Regions from separate parts of the Homo sapiens genome. Here regions 2 and 3 are each linked to region 1. The links are chromatin loops, found by intact Hi-C in ENCODE. Cell type or tissue: IMR-90. All regions are shown on one strand.

Region 1 (8,000 bases):
CAGCAGTGTAGGAAGATTCTTATCTCTCTCCATTTTTGCCAACACCTGTTATAATCTGATCAGTCATTTTATTATTGCCATACTGGCAAGTACTCCCAGAGAGTTTGGTTCAATTGGTGTAGCTGTTGTACCCAGGCTGTATGTTTATTTATTTATATGTTATTTGTCTACATTGAGTGATTTTAAACCAGCATAGAGAGTCACTCTTTTTTTTTTTTTGAGATGGAGTCTTGCTCTGTCTTCCAGGCTGGAGTGCAGTGGCCTGATCTCCTCTCATTGCAAGCTCCGCCTCCCGGGTTCATGCCATTCTCCTGCCTCAGCCTCCCGAGTAGCTGGGACTACAGGCACCCGCCACCATGCCCGGCTAATTTTTGTATTTTTAGTAGAGACGGGGTTTCATCGTGTTAGCCAGGATGGTCTCCATCTCCTGACCTCATGATCCGCCCGCCTCGGCCTCCCAAAGTGTGGGATTACATGCCTGAGCCACCGTGCCCCGCCGAGAGTAACTCTTTTAGCCTCTATCAGAAAGTACCTCATATGATCGAGAATAAAGGTTATGTCTCTAGCCTAAGAACTTGGAAACCATTTCTGCCAGGTGAAGGTAAACCAAATAAGCCAGTGATAAAACGAGATAAATATGTGTATAGACAGTTTGAGCATCCCTAATCTGAAAATCTAAAATCCAAAATGCTCCAAGATTTAAACCTTTTTGAACACCCGACATAACACCATGAGTGGAAAATTCCACACATAAGTACCTAATACAAACTTTGTTTCATGCACAAAATTATTTGAAAATGTTTAAATTTACCTTCAGGCTATGTGTACATGGTGCATATAAAACACGAATAAATTTCGTGTTTAGGCTTCGATTCCATTCCCAAGATTCTCATGATGCATATGCAATTATTCTCAAGTTTAAAAATCTGAAATCTGAAACACTTTTGGTCCCAAGCATTTCAGTTAGTTCTTCTTACTGGACTATAATCTACTGCATTCATTCCAGTTTGTCAAACTCCAGCTGAAACACCTCCTCCTCAATGAAGCCTGGTCTCTCCAACTAGGGTTAGATGCTCTCTCATTTATGCCCACACAGCAAAACTCAGTACACTCCAGATATTATACTAAATGCTCTTTGTCATTTATTTCTCACAACAACCCCATGAAGAAGTTATTATTATCCTAATTTTACATATAAGAAGCTGAAGTTCTAAACAATTAATTTACACATAGTCCTTGCACATGGCAGAGCCAAGATTTGTTCCTAGGGCTATTTGACTCCAAAGTCACTGATCTTCTCACTGATTTGCTTGCCTTCCCATTATAACGTTTCACACACAGCTGAAACCATATTGGGCAGATCTTGTATTTTAAAAACTAAATTTTTTTAAAAATCTGCATTTTTGCCTCCATCATTAATTGTTCCTTTTTTCTCTATGTGCTTATTCATTCAACATTAGACATTGATTCTCTGCTACACACTGGCATATAATTGTATATCGGTTCTTCCAGAGCTGACATTCTAGTGGGGGAAGCATATACCAATCAAATGTGCCATGGGAAAATTCCTTCAGATTATTTGTCTCTTGCTCCAGGTAGGAGCAAATGAATAAAAAGAAAAAAAAAAAGAGAGATGGCTTTGAAGGCAGGCCGCTTGATACATTTCCCAAAAGAAAATTAAACTCAAGTCCCAGAAGCCAACAGCAGGCCTTGTCAATTAAATTTCAACCAGAAGACATTCACTCTTTTGCAAGTAAACCACACTGGACATTTCAAAATTTGGGAGGTAAAGAAGAAGAAGTAGCCATATTATTTTCCACAGAGCAATTTCATATAAACTCAAGAGCAATGCTATTAGAGATTATTAAGCAATGGACAATATAAACAAGGAGTTGAGATTTTTATGGGAAATGAAAAATGAAAAAAAAAATTCTGGGATTAAAGACTTCCTTACTTGAAGGATATATTAACACATAGCTAAATGACAAAGTAAATGGTGCACAAGTTTCAGCATATTCATCAAAGATTCATAAACAAATGTTCTAATCAATTACTTTAACTTCTATGCTATGAATTATGAGGAATGCAAAGAAATCTCACCCCCAGCCTCTAACCTCATCTACAGCCTGGCTTGCAAGATGGAACAAGATGCATGCATTCTACAAACATTTACTCTGCCTCAGGCAGGTCACCAGGCATCTCAGATCCAAAGGGTAGCGGGCTAAGGCAGCTTCCACCCTCAAGAAATTTACAGTTGATGTGGAGAAAAATCCCTACAAATACTGATGTTTTAGTTCTTTAATGCAGAATAACTATAAAAATAGTTACCATTCCTTGAGCCCGACCTACATGAGCCCCTGACATATTCACAACAACCCATTAAGTAGATATGCTTATGTCATTGTCATTGTAAAAATAGTCTAGCTGGCCGGTTGTGGTGGCTCATAACTGTAATCCCACCACTTTGGGAGGCTGAGGTGGGCGGATCACGAGGTCAGGAGATCAAGACCATCCTGGACAACAAGGTGAAACCTCGTCTCTACTAAAAATACAACAATTAGCCAGGCGTGGCGGCGCGCGTCTGTAGTCTCAACTACTTGGGAGGCTGAGGCAGAAGGATTGCTTGAACCCGGGAGGCAGAGGCTGCAATGAGCTGAGATTGTGCCACTGCACTCCAGCCTGGGCAACAGAGCGAGATTCTGTCAAAAAAAAAAAAAAAAAAAAAGTCTAGCTGAGGTTCAAGGGAGGATATGTGTTTTGCCTCAAGCCACACAGCTGGTGCAGGTATTACAACTCACACTCAACAAATTCCAAAGTTCAAGGTTTCTTCTACCCGCCCTGGGTTTCATGCCACCTCCCACAGAGGATTTTAAGAAATCTTAGTTGTATAAATTTTCATTTACTTTGGGAATGATTGTGTCTTTCAAAGTTTAATTTAAAATGTAAGTAAATTTCAGGTGCAGCATTTCATCTCAGCTGACAATTTATCTCTAATAGAAGAGAGCTACTTCAAATTAGACAATGGAAACCTCTTTTGCTTTAGTCTGCAAAACCACCACTAGATGGCGGTACCTACACAGTTATTCTAAGGCCAGTAGGGAACATGGTCTCTTTTTCAGTAAGCAGTTGGCTTCACAAAAAGTAAGTACTTCTTTTAAAAATCTAAATTTCTGTATTATTATTAGATACAGCAACTGGGTCACAGAGGGGTGGAGGTTTAAGACTACGTAACATCTTTGCTACATCTGTGTGAAGAACAGGATGTGTCTTTCCTAGTTAGCTCATCGTCAAGACATTCAAAGTTTCTTATATCGTTTCCTAAAACAGCATAAACAAAAGATTTAATTTCTGTGTAGATTATTGTTTTTGTGCCAATAAAAGACAAGATATTTGTGCTTGCTCTTACAAAGAAGAAATCAAGGGAGGCAGAACCTTATGTTATTCCTTCTAGTTAAATAAACATGATGTCTAAGGCAACCCACCCAAGTTGGGCCTTCCAAACTATTACTTAAGAAAATGAACATCAGATTCAGTTTGCGTTTGTTTTAAAGGAAATTGATTTGAATAGGAACCCAGAACTGAAGTCCGGTTTCTTCCCATTTTCCATCTTCATATACATTTGACAGTAGGAAAAGCATGGAAATATTATTTTGGTTATGAAACTGCCATGAAAAGCTGCCTCAGCATGTCATTTAACGGAAAGAGCTCCAGGCAAAGCCATTATGTGGATGGGCAAATGAGAGGAGGCTGGGAAGAAACCACATACTGCTTGCGTGAGTATTAAGTTTAAGCCATGGAAAGAGAGAATGAGAGGCTAGAAGAAATAAAAATGATACAAACTAAGCACTGTGCTCTCATTTTCATAGGAAATAGCATCAGCCATTCAACAATCATTCCCTGATAAGTGTGTTCAATCCTTAAAACAATTTCGAAATTACTTACGATTAAAAACATATTTCATCAATGCTGGAAATCTAAGCAACCACTTTAATACGATACTCTACACACACTCATTGTATCTTGTGTTTAGAGTATGTTACAGAGTACACTCAAATTTCACATACACCAGAATAGGAGAGGAATTTCGGAGGCTTTAGAGGTGGGATTTACCTTTCCAAAACCTCACATTATGACAACTTATGTTCCACTTCTCAACTTTAAATTTTTTAAAAAATTAATTCCCAGGACAAGTTTTGTATTATATTTCTATTTGAATATGAAATAGAAAACACATTAAGAAAAAAAAAGAGAACTTTCAACCAGAAGAGGGCGCTATCCTCAAACTTAAAATTTCCACACTGTACTCATAAAGTACCTTTGCAATTCTGAAAGATGCTTCAGCATAATCCAGCTTAATCATTGCCTTATAATCTTAGAAAGAACCCTAACCATATCCTTGAAGGGTGGAATGACCGATTTGCACAATATTCTCATTTTCAATACTCAAAGTAGCCATTATAATTCCAAGTTAATGACAACAGAAGCTGAAAAGGTATCATTCTGTAGCATCACAATCTTCATAATTTGTAACTTTTAAAAATGCTTAACTCTTGCATTCATTCAACTGAAATGTGTGGCTCCTTTATTTGCCTGCGCACTCCACAAAAAAAAAAAAAAAAAAAAAAAAAAGTTATATCTTGGAATACATCATTTTACAAAGACTGCTATTTTTCTTGGTATCTTAGTTTAAGGGGCAATAACAGACTACTCTAGGCTGGGCAGTTTATTATCAACAGAAATGTATTCCTCACAGATCTGGAAGCTGGAAGTCTGAGGACAAATTGCCAGCATGTTTGGGTTCTGGTGAAGGCTCTCTTTGGGGCTGCAGCTGCTGACTTCTCATTGTATACTCACAAGGCTGGAGAATGGGGCAAGCGAGCTCTGAGTTATTTTGTGTGTGTGAGGGCATTAATCTCATTCATGAGGGCTTCATCCTTATATCTGAGTCACCTCCCAAAGGCTCCACCTCCTGATACCATCAGGAGGTATTAGAGGTTAGGATTTCAACACAGGAATTGCGGGGCAGAAGGTAGAGGGGACATTCATTCTATAGCATTTGAGTAACTGGAAAATAAAGCAGACAAGTGAGAATTTGAAGAAGAAAAGGAGGAAGAATGGGAAGGGTGCTGCTTTTAGAAATTCCTGTTCACTGCAGAAAACAAGACAAAAACAAGAATTTATGTGGGCAGAGAAGATAAACACAACCGCGGGACTCACTCTGGTGAGTAAGATGTCTGTGTCCACACTCATCCTAACTGGAGGAAAGTTGACTGCTTTTTCCTACTTTTATGGCTTTGAGTAGGTTCCTTAACATACTTAGTATTTCCATTCCTCAGCTGTAGAAAGCAAACAATAATAAGAACTACCTCTCATGCCTGTAATCCCAGCACTTTGGGAGGCCGAGGTGGGCGGATCACCTGAGGTCAGGAGTTTGAGACCAGCCTGGCCAACATGGTGAAACCCCTTCTCTACTAAAAATACAAAAATTAGCCAGGTGTGGTAGTGCATGTCTGTAATCCCAGCTACTCGGGAGGCTGAGGCAGGAGAATCACTTGAACTCGGGAGGCGGAGGTTGCAGTGAGCCGAGATTGCACCGCTGTACTCCAGCCTGGTGACAGAATGAGACTCCGTCTCAAAAAAAAAAAAAAAAAAAAAAAAAAAAACCTACCTCATAGGCACTCTTCATCCCTACACTCTCTCTGTTTTTTTGAGACACTGCTTTCTGATTTTCGTGGTGGGAAGGGTTGGCTTGCTTAGTTGCTTATTTATCTCTCTTGTTTCTCTCTCTCAATAGACCCTAAGTTTCACAAGCACATAAACCGTATCTGTCTTATCCCCCTCCATTCCCAGTGTCTAGAATGTGGCAGGCCCACAACAAATTCTAGCTGAAGGAATCAGCAAGGAGATGTTATGGAGCTCTACCAAAATACTAACCCAGAACTTGAGACATGGTCAGTCATGAGAATTTCCACTACACTCTGCTTCTGTGATGTTAATTTTTATATTAACATATAAAATAATGGCATATATAGATTTTGAAGTGTGTGCTAATGGCATAAAATTGCCCTCATAAATAAATGAAGTCAAAACTTACTGATTTAAAGAAAACTATTAAGTAAATAATGGAACAGATGCTGTGTGTAAATGTCAATACGTGTGAAAGTGGTCATGGATAACAGAAGTTTGCAAAACTCACTAGATGGAGAATAAGCATAACAGAAGCCTGGCACCAAGAGTGAGGGTGGAGGTCGGAGGAAGTTTAAGGACTTGGTTTCACAGCTGGGCATTTTGGAGATGGCTGAGGCCAGCAGACAGAAAAGCCCAGACTTCCCACATTGAGACTGCACAGGGCTGCAGACATAGATTTGTATTCCCAGGTTTAACCACCTCTCTAACTTTATGGAGGAGAATCTCTGATTGTGAAGGGTTATGACTTACCAAACTACCCACTGGATGTCTTCCTGTAATGTTGAGAAGCATCCATAGTTTCCTATTTCTTTGTAAATACCAAACCTAGAAAACTACACATGACAGTCAAGGGCACTATTCTAAATATTCTAAATGCTCAGAGTATGTGAGAGAAATTTGGAAAGAATCCTCTGGCTCAGAGTCAACAGATGAGAGAAGGAAAGCTACTGCCTTAGGTGTTTGGGGGCAGAAATTTTCCATTCCTGAGAAGCAAACTGAGGTAAGGATAGTCAACATTCATGGGCAGTCCCAGTTTTTGTTGTACCTTTAAAAAAACCAAAGCCTAAAATGAGTTTCTGAGAAAAGAAATCTATCCATATATCAATGGAAATTTGTATACCCAGCAAATATAAGATAGTATCAGTTCTTCAGGAGGAATTATCATGAAACCTGTGCACATTGACACGTTCTGGACAAGTAGTTATTCTTTTTTGAGATGGAGTCTCGCTCTGTCACCCAGGCTGAAATGCAATAGCACCATCTCGGCTCACTGCAACCTTTCAACCTCCACCTCCCAGCCTCAAGCAATTCTTCTGCCTCAGCCACCCCAGTAGCTGGGATTACAGGTGTGTGCCACCATGCCCGGCTAATTTTTGTAATTTTTGTACAGATAAGATTTCACCATGTTGGCCAGGCTGGTCTTGAACTCCTGACCTCAAGTGATCCACCCACCTCGACCTCCCAGATTTCTGGAATTACAGGTGTGAGTTACCATGACCGGCCTGACAAGTAGTTTTTTCAATAAGAGAAAAACAAAATAAAATTCAAACACATATCTTATAATTTAAGAGACAGAGTTCAGAAAAGAAATAAATACCACCTGAATCCTCCTTTTATGTGAAAATATTTAATTCCATTTAATCATACAAAATCTGCCCATATAAATTGTCTTCCAGGTCTGGGCCCAATTGCCACTTAAGGAAAAAATACATGAAAATATACCACAGGGGTATATACCCAAAGGATTATAAATCATACTGCCATAAAGACACATGCACACGTATGTTTATTGTGTCACTATTCACAATAGCAAAGACTTGGAACCAACCCAAATGTCCATCAATGATAGACTGGATTAAGAAAATGTGGCACATATACACCATGGAATACTATGCAGCCATAAAAAAGGATGAATTCATGTCCTTTGTAGGGACATGGATGAAGCTGGAAACCATCATTCTCACAAGGACAGAAAACCAAACCCCGCATGTTCTCACTCATAGGTGGGAATTGAACAATGAGAACACCTGGACACAGGGTGGGGAACATCACACAATGGGGCCTGTCACGGGGTAGGGGGAGGGGAGAGGGATAGCATTAGGAGATATACCTAATGTAAATGACTAGTTAACGGGTGCAGCACACCAACATGGCATATGCATACTTAGGTAACAAACCTGCACGTTGTGCACATGTACCCCAAAACTTAAAGTATAATTTAAAAAAAAAGAAAAGAAAATATACCACAGGGGAAGATAACATTGATTGGATCATCTCAGATTTCACTTAATTCTATCCTGTCAGGGGCCACT
Region 2 (8,000 bases), 820 kb after region 1:
GCCCCTCCTGCATGAGTGGGAGTTGCAGCCTTTTAAAACTGATAATCACAAACCCCTCAGACCCAAAGTAAAATTAAAAACACATGTAACATTAGGCATTGATGGAAAAGGACTAGATCCTAGTGTAAGCATCCTAATAGAAGGAGAGGTTCAAAAACGCTCTCCAGAACCAGTATATCAGACTTTCTATGATAAACTAAATGTGCCAGTACCTGAGATTCCAAGAAAAACTAAAAATTTGTTTTTGCAATTAGCCGAACACGTAGCCCAGTCTCTACAAGTCACCTCATGTTATGTTTGTAGAGGGACCGTAACAGGAGATCAATGGCCATAGGAAGCCCGAGAATAGGTTCCTACAGACCCAGTTCCTGATGAATTCCCAGCCCAAAAGATCACTCTGATCATCTCTAGATTCTAAAAGTCTCAATTATTAGACAGTATTACATAGCTAAAAAAGAAAAAGGATTCATTCATCCTGTAGGGCAGCTTAGTTGTCTTGGGCAAAAGCTGCATAACAGTACCACAAAAACAGTTACATTGTGGAGTTCCAATTACACAGAAATAAATCCATTCAGGAAATTTCCAAAGTTGCAGACTGTTTAGGCCCATCCAGAATTCCACCGGGACTGGATGGCCCCCACCGGGTTATACTGGATATGTGGACACAAAGCTTATGCTAAGCTGCCTGATCAGTGGACAGGTAGCTGTGTAACTGGCACCATTAAGCCATCTTTCTTCTTACTGTCCATAAAGACAGGTGAACTTCGGGGCTTCCCAGTCTATGCTTCCCGGAAAAAAAAAAAAAAAAAGAGAAAACGAAGCATAGCCATAGGTAATTTAAAAAATGATAAATGGCCTCCTAAAAAAAAAATCATACAATACTATGGACCCGCCACTTGGATACAAGATGGCTCATGGGGATATCGGACCCCCATCTACATGCTCAAGCAAATCATACGGTTACAAGCTGTTTTAGAAATTATTACTAATAAAACTGGTTAAGCCTTGACTGTTCTTGCCCGGCAAGAGACTCAGATGAAAAATGCTATCTATCAAAATAGACTAGCTCTTGACTACTTGCTAGCAGCTGAAGGAAAAGTTTGTGAACAATTTAACCTTACTAATTACTGTCTACACATAGATAATCAAAGGCAAGTAGTTAAAAATATAGTTAAAAATATAACAAAACTGGCACATGTAACCATGCAAGTGTGACACGGACTCAATCCAGGAGCCATGTTTAAAAATTGGTTCCCAGCAATAAGAGGATTTAAAACTCTTATAATAAAAGTAATAATAGTAATAAGAACCTGCTTACTGCTCCCTTGTTTACTATCTGTACTTCTTCAAATGATAAAAAGCTTCATCATTACCTTAGTTCACCAAAATGCATCAACACAAGTGTACTATATAAATCACTATCAATCTATTACACAAAGAGACATAAGCAGCAAAAATAAGAGTGAGAACTCCCACTAATAAAAAGTGAGAGTCTCAAAAGGGGGGAATGAGGGAAGAGAGAGACCCTCTCATATTGTTTTATATTGTTTTATACTCAGTACCTGTTTTAAGAAAAAACAACAAGGAAGCAAAACCAAAGACAGGCAGCCCGGCACCAGGCCCGAAACCGGGCCTGGGTCTGCCTGGCCTAAACCCGGTAGTTAAAAATCAACTCATAACTTAGAAACCGATGTTATTCATAGATTCCAGACATCGTATAGAAGAACATTGTGGAACTCCCTGCTCTGTTCTGTTTCTCTCTGACCACCGGTGCATGCAGCCCCTGTCACGTACCACCTGGTTGCTCAAATCAATCATGACCCTTTCATGTGAAATCTTTAGTGTTGTGAGCCCTTAAGAGGGACAGAAATTGTGCATTCGGGGAGCTCGGATTTTAAGGCAATGGCTTGCCGATGCTCCCAGCTGAATAAAGCCCTTCCTTCTACTACTCGGTGTCTGAGAGGTTTTGTCTGCGGCTCGTCCTGCTACACTATCAGCTGTGGTTGAAGGTTTCTGCAGGGAGAGTTGTGGCAATTCCAGTCTGCTCTACAGGCGGGCAGGGTGGACTCACTCAGGTAGAGTCACAGGTGTGGGTAGTTGGTTGGAAGTCTGGCTAGAGTGCAAGACAATGTTAAGAGATGAATAAATATGGGAAGGCACAGCTAGCACTCTTACAGACAGTCCATTAACATTCCTGAGTCTGTTTTCTCATTTTTAAAGTGGAAATTCCAAGAACTATTTTGGAAATGTTGAAATGTAAGTGAAGGCACTGGCTGGGATCCAGGACCCCAAACACTCTGTCTTACCATAGTAAGAGATCCCAGTTGTGTCTTCCTATACTCACTCTTCCTTTGGAAGTGTCCATGGTGTATGTTTGTGTCTATGCACACAAACAAGGCTGAGAAAAGGAACACACTACAACTAGATGGAACCCTAATCCTGTTCAGCTAAGACTACACAGATTTGTGGGAATTCTGTTGCTCAGAGAAGGCAATCCTAACTTTGGGCAGGAGGCCTCTTTGGACCCTTTAACCCGGAGCCATGCTAAAATATCAGCCCTCTGATTCGCAAACTCTGATACTGGGAAAAGATAAGTCTTTTTGAGTATTAACTAGATACATGCAGTTATAAAGTACCTAGTACAGTACCTGACATATAGTGTCTGCCATATAGTAGGTTTCTCCAAAATGTGAATGCATCCTGTCTCTATGCCTTTCTTCTCTGATTTTCCTTAAGTACTGGGCACATCATTTATAATGCTGCTTTCCCAACTTCAGATTAAGATGACCATGGGAACAGGCCCTGTGCACATAAGCAGTGACGGAGGTGGATGCTAATTCAATTAATAGTATCCATAGGCCAGTGGGCAACCAATGAGGGGACCTGGAGCAAGAGACACTGTCCAAGTGGGTAGAGAGTAACTAGCTAAAACAATGTGTCCATCTCCCTTTTGGGCTGTAGACTGGAAAATATGGAGAGTGGTCAGTTATTAAGGGGTAGGAGGAGAGAGAGAGCGAGATGAAGAGAGAAGAGGAGGCACAAAAGTAGCAGAATAGGAGTCTGAGAGGGCATCTGAGTGAAGATAAGGTGAAGCTGGGGGCTGTGATGTAAGTGACAGTCCTTTTCCAGGAAGCAGCATATAGCTGCCCCCAACCCTGCCCAACATGCCAATGCCTGCTAGTCCAAAGCCACTTGAGTCCTGGGAGCAGCATTGCCATGTGCAAGAGCAGTAGGGGCACTGGCAGGAATGCATTCTATTCGTCTCACTGGATTAAACATTTACTGGTCCCAGATCAGATTGGCTTGTGTCAGCACCTTTGAGTGACACACAGGCCCCTCTGGCTTATGTCACTTGCATATTTGACAACTCAGCTATACTCAAGGCAGCTCCCCAAAGCCTGGTCTAACCCTCACCGGAGAGCAGGCAGCTCACACTCTGGCACTACCATGTGTTACCTGGGCCCTGAGTTAGGAAGAGAGATTGCCTGTGGTATCAGATCATGCCATGGGGATTCTGAGTCCATACCGAATGGGGTTGCTTTTCAGGATTTCATTCTGAGAAAGAATGCAAATGAAGAATATAGAATTACACTAGCAGCAAAGTAGAAGGACAGAAGGGAAGACAGGAGTCAAGTGGGTTGTCATATGATGAGGTCAGAGTGAATAGAGCCCTAACGAAACTAAGCGAGCATCAAATGGATATTTGCAAGGTCTATGTATGCATGCATTCAGATACATTTTATCAACTTTATTTTTAGAATATTATTTCATTAACTCTAAGTTTTGAAGGTTTTTGGGGTTTCCAAAATGGGTTACTTCTCCTAAAAACAGTTCTACTTGATTCAAGATGCCAATTAAATGGGTACTGGAGGCAGCCATGGCCACGGACTCTCCTTTTGTTCTCTTTCTTTGTGAGCGCAGGTATAAGCTGCACTGATCCTGACCTTTTGGCCTGAGGATGGAAGTCTTCAGTATCCGTACAACTTTACACCCAAGAGCTGGTGTAGAATGAGTTCCTCTGGCCATGGCAGGATCACAGAGGGGTGCCTGCCACCTGCAGCCCAGCCTCAGTAAGTGCAACTGTGCAGTTGGCAGAGGGGAGGGAGCTAGGGGCACACCAACGGTTTCTGTTACTTCCTGTAGGCATAGCCCAAGTCTCAGGAAGTGGAATATACACAGGGTAGGGTGGGGTGGGGGAGGGGAGGGGAGCTGTTTCTTCCCCCACCCATTACCTACTAGTCCAAAGCCACTTGAGCCATGGGAACAGCAATGCTAACCACAATAGCTGCAGGGACCTGGAAGGGGACTGGTGATGACATCCAACAGCAATGCTCTTTTACATTGAGATGTTGATGGACAGGAGTCCACCTAGACTTCTCTAGAGACACACATGTCAAAAAGCAGGCAAGTATAACTCTCTAAACATTCCTTGGATGCTGTATTATCACCCCCTTCCCTCACTACAATTCTGTAATCTCCACCTTGGGAGGAACAAACACGTCTTATTGCACCTTGCCCAGAAATAATATCACAGCTTATTAATTCCATCTACTCCCCACACAAGGGATAACGACTGTCCACAGAAGGGGTAAGGAAGTCTCAAGTGCCACACAGGGAATTTTCCTAGGGCCTTCCATCATTTTAGGCCACTAGTAACTCACCTATAGCCAGTACTGTAGCAAGTTGAGAGTGTATGGATTTGGGTACCATTCATCTGTAAAAACCAAAGAAAAGACTTGCACTTCTGGATTAATTCACAGACCTGTGGGAAGACCCTCTTGTCTCACCTGTGACTCATGACCATATTTTGAGATTCCCAAGTCCCTGGAGCCTGCTTCCTCCTGAGCAAAGAGGGTTGTCTTTATTTCAATTGGCAAGGAAAGTCCATTTGTTTGTCTCCAGTCCCGCCAGGGGCTCCACTCTCCCTCAGTTACGGGAGACCTCCTGAAGCAAGGCTGGAGGGAGAGGCTGTGTGGTAAGAGTGAGTTTTGAATGAGTATGGACTGAGGGCTTTACATGCACCAGGTGCTGCACAAAATAATTGAATTTAATCCTCACTCCGGCTCTGACAGGTGGTTGAGATCATATCTTTATTAAACTTAGCATTTTACAATGGGCAATTAATTGCTGGAGATGGGATTAAAATCCAGTCTTGTCCAACTCCAAAATAGTATGTCTCTCACTACCTAACCCATGCTTGCCTCTCAGTGACATCACATCTGTAACTATAGGAGTGTTTCCTTGCTATCAGATCCAAGTGAATACAATCCTTTGTACCGAGTTACCTTGAGGTAGCCAAATGTGCCAGAGTCAACTCTAGTTAGAATGAATGAGGACATCACCCCACCTTTGGTTGCTTCAGTTCTCCAATTTAAAATAATATATGTTGGGTACCAAGAACTGATGCTCTACTGAACAATCCCAAATACTTGGAATGACCAAAGTACTAGGCTCTTGCTCCTGGAAAACAATGATGTAAGCCAGCACTGCCTGGACTTTGGGTCTCTCCTCAGGTAGCATAAACCACACAGAGATTGTGATCATCTGCTCAGGTTTTATGCCAGCCTTGCAACAAATCTCCTTATCTTCATGGGATCTTTATCTTCACTTCTGCCTCCACACTACTGTTAGAAACACATATACCAAGACTTGGTGGTTATGTAGTAATAATATCTTCACTCCATCGATGTTGGTTTTTTTCAAGAAAATTTATTTTAAATCTTGGCATTTCCACAGCTGCAAATCTGGGAGAACGAGCCAGCCCTTGCGGAGCTGTGTGTGTTAGCTGGATCAGGGGTGAAAGGGGGCAAGCTCAGGGTATCTTTCAACCGCTGATAAACTCCCAGGGACCAAGGAACCTGGTCCCCACGGCTTTTTATCACTGAGATGCTAGCTCTATAATGCCATCTCCATGGTGATTTCTATGTTGAAGAAGAACATTTGTTTCCTGCCACCAGTGAGAGACCACCTGAGTGTTCGGTTGCAGTATCTTCAACTCTCCAGGTGCATCAGTAGCATTGTCTTCTCTGGGCTTCTCTCATAGAACTCATTTTTAGCAAAGTCAAGTTTCCATATTCTAGGTAGTAACTTATCAGATGGATGATCAAAAAGATGGAAGCAAAACATTTTCATGTACTGCATTTCAGTTATTTTCTCTGGGGTTTTATCACCCTGCGGGTGGTTGTCTCCAAAATAACAGGTGTCATTCTGCTCCATTAATCAGGTTCCCCTACCTTTATCCGGGCACTTTTCTCTTCAGCGTCTTCTTCAAGGTATTTCCAGTTGCCCACCCTGGACTGTTTCAGAATGAGGAGGACACCTGGAGGAATCTACAGGTGCATAGACCAATTTGCAAAAGAACCTGTGAGCCAACGTAGGTTGTGAGATGCATATCCCACATCCAGTTCAGCCCAGTAACTTGGGAAATGGGGGAGAGGTAGCTCTGAAGACCAGACAGTACATCTTTACCCCCATCCATGCTTGCAACTGTAAGTTGATCTTAAATCAGTACTTTTAACCAAGTCAACCTCAATCACTGGAATAGGATACCCAGCTGAAAAACTTGGGGTCACTGAATCAATCTCTTATCTGTAAGAGATAATGACGCCTACCCAATGGGGTTCTGAAAAATATGTAATGCCTGACATGTAGTGTATACTCACTGAATGTGGCTTTTAACCACAACCTTTATATTTTTGCCAAGAGTATCACCTTTCTGCAGCAACCCTGAGAACCTCACGCTAACCTTGTCTTAGATTGCTCATTCCTTTCCTATATTTAGACACCAAACTCCATTCATTTTCCCCTTGAAATGTTCATTCCCATGATCAAGATTTTGCTTAAACACATTTTATTTTCATGTCCAGATTATTATCTCAGCTGGAAGAATTAATAAGCAACACAGTCACCCAAGAAGTATTTACTGAGCACCTACTGAGCTAGGGGGCAAACGGCTCTGACAAGTCTCTGTTCTCAAGGCACTTACATTCATATGGGTGAAGATAGATAACAAACAAGGAAAAAATTGGACAGACAAAAAATTTAGGTGGTGCCAAGTATGATGCAAACACCAAAACAGTGATGCAATAGAAGACATCAGAGAGAGTGGGAAGGTTACATTAAATAGATGTCCAAGGACGATGTCTCTGAGGAGAAGCTACTAGGGCTGAGATCTTAATGACAACAAGGAACCCAAGGGCTGGAAGCAGAGCATTTCGAACGTGGCCAGTGGGTGCAAAGGCCCTCACACGTGAATGGGCCTGGCCAGGTGGAAGGACAGAGGGCAAGGGTGTTGTGGTTGCCCTGTGAGTGCGAATGGCCCAAGATGGGATGAAAGAGGAGGTCAGGACCACACCGTATAGGAATATCAGATCATGGTCAGGGCTTTGGATTTTTCAGGGGTGCAGTATAAGCCATGGGGAGTTTTAGACAGGTACAGAAGTAATCTACATTTTCTTTCTTTTTTTTTTTTTTTGAAACGGAGTCTCACTCTGTCGCCCAGGCTGGAGTGCAGTGGCACGATCTTGGCTCACTGCCAGCTCCGCCTCCTGGGTTCACGCCATTCTCCTGCCTCAGCCTCCCCAGTAGCTGGGACTACAGGCGCCCAACACCACGCCCGGCTAATTTTTTGTGTTTTTAGTAGAGACGGGGTTTCGCCGTGTTAGCCAGGACGGTCTCGATCTCCTGACCTCGTGATCCGCCTGCCTCGGCATCCCAAAGTGCTGGGAGTAATTTACATTTTCTTTTTTCTTTTTTTTGAGATGGAGTCTTGCTCTGTGGCCCAGGCTGGAGTGTGGTGGCGTGATATCAGCTCACTGCAAGCTCCGCCTCCCAGGTTCACGCCATTCTCCTGCCTCGGCCTCCTGAGTAGCTCGGACTACAGGCGCCAGCCACCGCGCCCAGCTAATTTTTTGTATTTTTAGTAGAGATGGAGTTTTGTCCTGCTGGCCAGGCTGGTCTTGAACTCCTGCCCTCAAGTGATCCACCCGCCTCAGCTTCCC
Region 3 (8,000 bases), 570 kb after region 1:
ATTATGGGACTATGTAAAGAGGCCAAATCTATGAGTCACTGACATCCCTGGAAGGGATAGGAAAAAAGCAAAAAACTTGAACAACATATTTCAATATATTGTCCATGAACATATTCCCAACTTTGTCAGAGAGGCCAATAATCAAATTAAGAAAATACAGAGAACTCCTGCAAGGTTCTACACAAGAAGATAATCTTGAAGACACATAATCATCAGATTTTCTAAGGTTGAAATGAAAGAAAAAGAGCAGGTCCCCTATAAAGGGAACCCCATCAGGCTAGCAGTGGACCTCTCAGCTGAAACTCTACAAGCCAGAGGAGATTGGAGAACTACATTTCACATTCTTAAAGGAAAAAACTTCAGCCAAGAATTTCATATCCAGCAAAACTAAGTTTCATAAGCAAACGAGAAATAAGAACTGTTTCAGATAAGCAAATGTTGAGGGAGTTTATTACCACCAAATCTGCCTTACAAGAGATCTTGAAAGGAGGATTAAATATAGAAAGAAAAATTATGATCAGCTAATACAAAATTACACTTAAATGCAAAGACCAGTGACACTGTAGAGCAACCACACAAACAAGCCAGCACAGTAATTAGCTAACAAGACAATGACAGGATTAAATCCACACATATCAATACTAACCTTAAATGTAAGTGGGCTAAGTACCCCATGAAAAAGGCACAGAGTGGCAGGTTGGAGTAAAAAAAAACATGCAAGACTCAATGTTATGCTGTCTTCAAGAAACTCATGACACAAATATGTTCAAAATAAAGGAATGGAGGAAAATCTACCAAGCAAATGAAAAACAGAAAAAAGCAGGGGTTACAATCCTAATTTCTAACAAAACAGACTTTAAACCAACAAATATCAAAAAAGACAAAGAAGGGCATTACATAATGATAAAGAGTTCAATTCGACAAGACATAACTATCTTAAATATATATGCATCCAACATGGAAGCACACAGATTCATAAAGCAAATTCTTAGAGTCTTGCAAAGAGACATAGACTCCCACAAAATAATAATGGGACGCTTCAACTGCCACTGGCAGTATTAGACAGATCATCAAGGCATAAAATTAACAATACCAGTGATCATTAGAGAAATGCAAATCAAAACCACAATGAGACACCATCTTACACCAATGAATAATAACAAATGCTGGTGAGGTTGTGGAGAAAAGGGAACACTTATACACTGTTGATGGGAGTATAAATCATTCAACCATTGCAGAAAGCAGTTTGGCAATTCCTCAAATTGCTAAAGGAGAACTACCATTTGACCAAGCAATCCCATCACTGGGTACATACCCAGAGGAATATAAATCATTCTACCATAAAAACACATGCACTCAAATGTTCATTGCAGCACTATTCACAATAGCAAAGACATGAAATCAACCTAAATGCCCAACAATGACAGATCAGATAAAGCAACTGTGGTGCATATACACCATGGAATACTATGCAGTCATAAAAAAAAAACAAGATCTTGTCTTTTGTGCAAACATGGATGGAGCTGGAGGCTATCATCTTTAACAAGCTAACACAGGAACAGAAAACCATATACCACATGTTCTCACAAGTGGGAGCTAAATGATGAGAACTTGTGAACACAAAGAAGAGAACAACAGACACTGGGGTTTACTTGAGAGTAGAGGGTGGTTGAAAGGAGAGAAGCAGAAAAAATAACTAATGGGTACTAGGCTTAATACCTGGGTGATGAAATAGTCTGTACGGCAAACCCCTGTGACATGAGTTTACCTATATAACAAATACTCTCAAACCTAAAATAAAAGTTAAAAAAAAGAAAGAAATTAGATATGTATTTTGCAAACCCTGAGATATCCACTAGAAAAAAGAAAAAAGATCAAACAGACCAATAGTGAAGATAAAAAGAAATATTAAAAATACCCTATCAAAAAAAGAGCCAGGAATAATGGTAAGAAGGAACAAACTAGAAATGGGACAACAGAAAACAAACAGTAAGATTTTAACCCAGCAATATTAATAATATTAAATTATAAACTACTCCAACAAAAGGCAGTGATTTTCAGACTGTATTTTTTATAAAGCAAGATTCAACTATATGTGATATATTTGAAGAATTCATTTTAAATACACAAAGATGGGTTAAAATAAAAAGATGGAAAAAGGGATATATGAAAAATTTAATAATAAGAAAACTGGGGCCGGGTGCAGTGGCTCACACCTGTAATCCCAGCTCTTTAGGAGGCCGAGGCGGGCAGATCACAAGGTCAAGAGATTGAGACCATCCTGGCCAACATTGTGAAACCGCGTCTCTACTAAAAATATAAAAATTAGCCAGACATGGTGGCATGTGCCTATAGTCTCAGCTACTTAGGAGGCTGAGGCAGAAGAATCGCTTGAATCCGGGAGACAGACACTGCAGTGAGCCGAGATCCTGCCACTGCACTCCAGCCTGGGTGACAGACAGAACTCTGTCAAAAAAAAAAAAAAAGAAAAGAAAACTGGAAAGGCTATATTAATAGAAGTCAAATAGACTTTGATACAAGAAATATTACCAATAATGAAGTCAAATATTTTTAAATAATAAAATTATTAATTCATAACAGACCCAACAGTCCTAAGTTTGCATGCATGTAGTTGCAAGATTTCAAATACATTAATAAGGAAAACAACATAACAGAAAGGAGAAGTAGATAGAAAATTTTGATTAAAGCTTTCTCTTAGCAACTGAGAGAAAAAGTAGACAGAAACCAACAAGGGTACAGACATCTTGAACAACACTGAAAATCTAACCCAATTTACCTTTACAGAACACCACATCCAGCAACAGTATAATGCGCATTCTCTACCATGCTTATAAAATATTCAAGGTAGATCACATGCTCAGCATAAAATAAGTTTCAAATTTGACAGGATTAAGGGCATACAAAGTATGTTCTCTAATGCAAAAGAAACTAAATTAGAATTTAATAACAATAGTCATATCTAGAAAATCTCCTAAGACACTTCTAGGCAATGCAAGGGTCAGACAAGAAATGACAAGGAAAATTAGAAAATATTTCAAAATGGCTGACAATTTTTTTAAATTTTAGGGATGAAGCTAACACAGAACTTTGAAGACAATGTATAGCTCTAAATGCTTATCCTAGGTAAAAAGAAAGACCTAATACCAATGAACAAAGTTTCCACCTTAAGAATAGAACGAGGAGGGGGACAAGATGGCTGACTGGATGCAGCCAAAAAGTTCTGCTCCCACCCAGAGGGATCAGATTATTAAGTAAACCACCATAATTTGGGCAGATCTTCAGAAAGAAAATGCCAAAAGTGGGTGGAGAGGCAAGACTAAAGCCAAGGCTGAAGAGGGAGGTCGCGGGGAACCCTGCACCGGATACCTTAACCCAGGGAATGGTTCCTGACTTTGTCGACTGGGAAAGGGGTGAGTGAGGGAATTGAGGAATGGCTCTCTCTCAGAATGGACCTCTGGGATCCTAGCTATAGGGGACCTCATGTCCCCATGGATGCATGAACTGGCAGGGGATGTCCTCGGGGAGCAAGCAAAGACTGCCAGGCCTTCAGACAGCACAAAGTATAGGAGCTTTTGTGTGCTGGGCAGTTCTAGGGAATGTGGCCATAGACACTCATCCCCCAGGGCTCCCCACACCCCTCCAGGAGGCACGGGCCCCAGCTGACCTTCCAGCCACGAAAGAGTGGGCAGCTTCCCCATGGGACTGAAGTATGTCTGCTCTACAGGCCCTCCTGCTCGTTGGCCCCTCCCAGGGTCCATACCAAGCTGTGCTGCATAAGCTGGTGCACAGTGCAGCCCCTGCAGCCCAGTATTGCTGCACCTGAGCACTTTCCTGGCAACCCAGGAATACATCAGATCCAGAATCCCAACCCGAGCTGCAGGACATCCCAGTGCCCCAGGGCTGCAACATGCAGCTCAGGAGTATGGAGCTGAGATCTGTGGCCGGCCCTCAAGCAGAGAAGCAGCCCCCACCATCAGAGCAGTGAGAGGGGTGAGAAGCATGTGTTCCTGGGCGGGGGCAGTAGTGGTGCATGCCATCCTCTGCAGGGCCAGTCCAGAAAGATGTGGAATATATCCCTGCCAGCCTCTGCCTGAGGGGATACTGCAGCCTGGAACACCTAAGAAAAGAAATGCAGGTGCAGCACCATTGATCCTTGGGGACTTCCCCAAAGCCCAGAGAGGACCTGGTGAGGAGGCCATTTGTCTCCTCTGCCTACCACAGAGCAGGACTGAAAACAAGAGGAAGTACAAAAACGACATGGCTGGGTATTAACCTAGCTACCAGCCATTGCTCTTAAGCACCATCTACTGGCTAACAGCCTAAACTATAATACCAAAAATTATGCCTATGAAACCAAGCTCACGAATTCACCCACCCAGGTGGCTGGCAAGATGGCCGAATAGAAACAGCTCCAATCTGCAGCTCCCAGCAAGATCAATGCAGAAGGTGGGAGATTTCTGCATTTCCAACTGAGGTACCGGGCTCATCTCATTGGGACTGGTTAGACAGTGGGTGCAGCCCACAGGGGGCAAGCCGAAGCAGGGTGAGGGCTTCCCTCACTTGGGAAGTGCAAGGGGTCAAGGAACTCCCTCCCCTAGCTGAGGGAAGCCGTGAAGGACTGTGCTAGGAGGAACAGTGCATTCCAGCCCAGATACTATGCTTTCATCATAGTGTTCGCAACCCACAGACCAGGAGATTCCCTCAGGTGCGTATGCCACCAGGGCCCTGGGTTTCAAGCACAAAACTGGGAAGCCATTTGGGCAGACACTGAGCTAGCAGTTTTCCCCTAACAGTGCAAACAAAGCTGCCCGGAAGTTCGAACTGGGCAGAGCTCACCGCAGCTCGGCAAAGCCGCTTTAGCCAACTGCCTCTCTAGATTCCTCCTCTCTGGGCAGGGCATCTCTGAAAGAAAGGCATTAGCCCCAGTCAAGAGCTTATAGATAAAACTCCCATCTCCCTAGGACAGAGTACCTGGGGGAAGGGGCAGCTGTGGGCACAGCTTCAGCTGACTTAAACGTTCCTGCCTGCTGACTCTGAATAGAGCAGCAGATCTCCCAACACAACTCTGGAGCTCTGCTAAAGGATAGACTGCCTCCTCAAGTGGGTCCCTGACCCCCATGCCTCCTGACTGGGAGACACTTCCCAGCAGGGGTCAACAGACACCTCATATAGGAGAGCTCCGGCTGGCATCTGGCGGGTGCCCCTCTGGGAGGAAGCTTCCAGAGGAAGGAACAGGCAGCAATCCTTGCTGTTCTGCAGCCTCCACTGGTGATACCCAGGTGAAAAGGGGCTGGAGTGGACCTCCAGCAAACTCTAGCAGACCTGCAGAAGAGAGGTCTATTAGAAGGAAAATTAACAAACAGAAAGGAATAGCATCAACATCAACAAAAAGGACGTCTGCACAAAAACCTCATCTGAAAGTCACCAAAATCAAAGACCAAAGGTAGATAAATCCACGAAGATGAGGAAAAACCAGCGCAAAAAGGCTGAAAATTCCAAAAACCAGAATGCCTCTTCTCCAAAGGATCACAACTCCTCGCCAGGAAGGAAACAAAACTGGATGGAGAATGAGTTTGACAAATTGACAAAAGTAGGCTTCAGAAGGTGGGCAATAACAAATTCCTCCAAGCTAAAGGAGCATGTTATAACCCAATGCAAGAGAACTAAGAACTTTGAAAAAATGTTAGAAGAATTGCTATCTAGAGTAACCAGTTTAGAGAAGAACATAAATGACCTGATGGAACTGAAAAACACAGCACAAGAGCTTCGTGAAGCATACACAAAGTATCAGTAGCTGAATCGAACAACCAGAAAAAAACATATATATATCAGAGATTGAAGATCAACTTAATGAAATAAAGTGTGAAGAAAAGATTAGAGAAAAAAGAATGAAAAGGAATGAAGAAAGCATCCAAGAAATATGGGACTCTGTGAAAAGACCAAACCTGTGTTTGATTGGTATACCAGAAAGTGACAGGGAGAATGGAACCAAGTTGGAAAACACTCTTCAGGATATTATCCAGGAGAACTTCCCCAATCTAGCAAGACAGGCCAACATTCAAATTCAGAAAATACAGACAACACCACAAAGATACTCCTTGAGAAGAGCAAAAACTAAAGAGTTTCTACACAGTGAAAGAAACCACCTACGGAGGAAGTAGACAACCTACAAATTATGAGAAAACATTCACAAACTATGCGTCTGACAAAGCTCTATCCAGAATCTGTAAGGAACTTAAATCAACAAGCAAAACAAATAACCCCATTAAAAAATGGGCAAATAACATGAACAGACACTTCTCAAAAGAAGAGATATACAAGCAGCCAACAAACATATGAAAAATGCTCATCAACACTAATCAGAGAAATGCGAATCAAAACCACTATCAGATACCTTCTCATACCAGCCAGAATGGCTGTTATTAAAAAAAAAATCTCAAAAAATAACAGATGCTGAGGCTGATGAGAAAAGAGAATGCTTATACACTGTTGGTGAAAATGCAAATGAGTTCAGCCACTGTGGAAAGCAGTTTGGAGATTTCTCAAAGAATTTAAAACAGAGCTGCCATTTGACCTAGCAAACTCATTACTGGGAATATACCCAAAAGAATTTAGATCATTATACCAAAAAGACACATGCATTCATATGTTCATTGCCATGCTATTCACTATAGAAAAAAACATGGAATAGACCCTAGGTGCCCATCAATGGTGGATTGTATTAAGAAAATGTGGAACATATACACCATGAATACTACACAGCCATAAAAAAGAATGAAATCATGTCCATTGCAGCAACATGGATGGAGCTGGAGAGCATAATCCTAAAGGAATTAATGCAGGAACAGGAAACCAAATGAATATTCTCGCTTATTGGGAGCTAAACATTGATTTTCCAAGGACATAACCATGAGAGCAATAGACACTATAGATTACTAGACTAGAGAGGGAGGGAGGATGGGTGTGAGTTGAAAAACTACCTATTTGGTATTATGTTCACTATCTGGGTGTAATATATGCATGTAACAATCCTTCACATGTACTTCCTGTATCAAAAATCAAGGCTGAAATTTTTTAAAAATCTATCATACATATAAATACACACACACATTAAAAAAAGAATAGAATGAAATGGCTTCAACTTGATAAAGAGCATCTAAAAAGAACAATTTAAAACTGTCATTATTTGTAGGCAACATGATCATGTACACAGAAAAGAATGTACAAGAAATTTATGATAATAGTTAAGTAAATTTGCAGGGCAATCAATATTTATGTAAATTTATTGTTTTCCTGTATTTTATCCTGCTGCTTTTCTTGTTAATCCTGTTGTACTTTCTTCCACTTCCAGTTCCCAACTGTTAATTTGTTATCCAGTCTCCTCATGCACCATATTGAAAACAGAGCCTTCAGTTAATCATAACTCAGAAACCCATAGCAAATTGTAAAAATGGCCACATCATAAAGTCTTCTCATCCTGTATGCACACTCATTTATGACTTTACAGTTCTTCCCATCAAGAGATGAAGTCTATTCTTTACTCCTTGAATTTGGGCTTAGCTATGTGACTTACTTTAGTGGATGGGACATTAGCAATGTGTCAGGAGCAAATGCTTGAAAAGTGCTTGTGCATTGGAGTTTACTCTCTGGATGGTCTTTGGAAGCCTGGGACTACCATAGGAAAAAATTCAAAACCAGCCTGCTGATAAGAGAACACGTGGAGCAAAGATAGCATCTCAGCTGAAGCTCTCCTAGACCCTCCAGCCACAACCAAGAAATAAGCCAGCTAACCCTAGACATCAGCCACGCCATCTCAGACCAGAAGAAATGTCCACCTGATTAAGAGAACAGTGAGAAATTCTTATTTTAAGCCACTAAATCTTGGTAGGGGTTAGCACACAGTAATAGCTAACTGATACATGTTCCTTCTGCTTTCATTTCAGTACTGAGAGCAATTCACATGCACATAACTCACTTCA

What was found. Hi-C counts contacts between places; a loop is a spot of excess contacts. Peaks named below come from ENCODE experiments on the same cell type or tissue, not always from the same donor. Only the 100,000 strongest peaks of a DNase experiment are listed, where the experiment ranks them.
Region 2: it touches region 1 in a loop (10-fold over the local background); 10 of 110 quality-filtered maps call a loop at or near these places.
Region 3: a loop joins it to region 1, with 8 times the contacts of the local background. A loop is called at or near these places in 11 of 110 quality-filtered maps.

The regions. Positions count from the first base shown.
Region 1 is chr4:21,786,367-21,794,366 of GRCh38, forward strand. All of the region lies in intron 1 of KCNIP4 (potassium voltage-gated channel interacting protein 4), which reads right to left. Among named protein-coding and RNA genes, the nearest start is that of KCNIP4-IT1, 63 kb to the right of the region's middle. In IMR-90, CTCF peaks have their summits at 3,066 (motif pointing right) and 4,273 (motif pointing right); a DNase peak (open chromatin) is centred at 3,075.
Region 2 is chr4:22,603,477-22,611,476 of GRCh38, forward strand. No RefSeq gene overlaps it. Among named protein-coding and RNA genes, the nearest start is that of ADGRA3, 91 kb to the left of the region's middle. In IMR-90, a CTCF peak has its summit at 4,055 (motif pointing left); no DNase peak of the experiment used is centred here.
Region 3 is chr4:22,353,100-22,361,099 of GRCh38, forward strand. No RefSeq gene overlaps it. Among named protein-coding and RNA genes, the nearest start is that of MIR12115, 160 kb to the right of the region's middle. In IMR-90, a CTCF peak has its summit at 4,329 (motif pointing left); no DNase peak of the experiment used is centred here.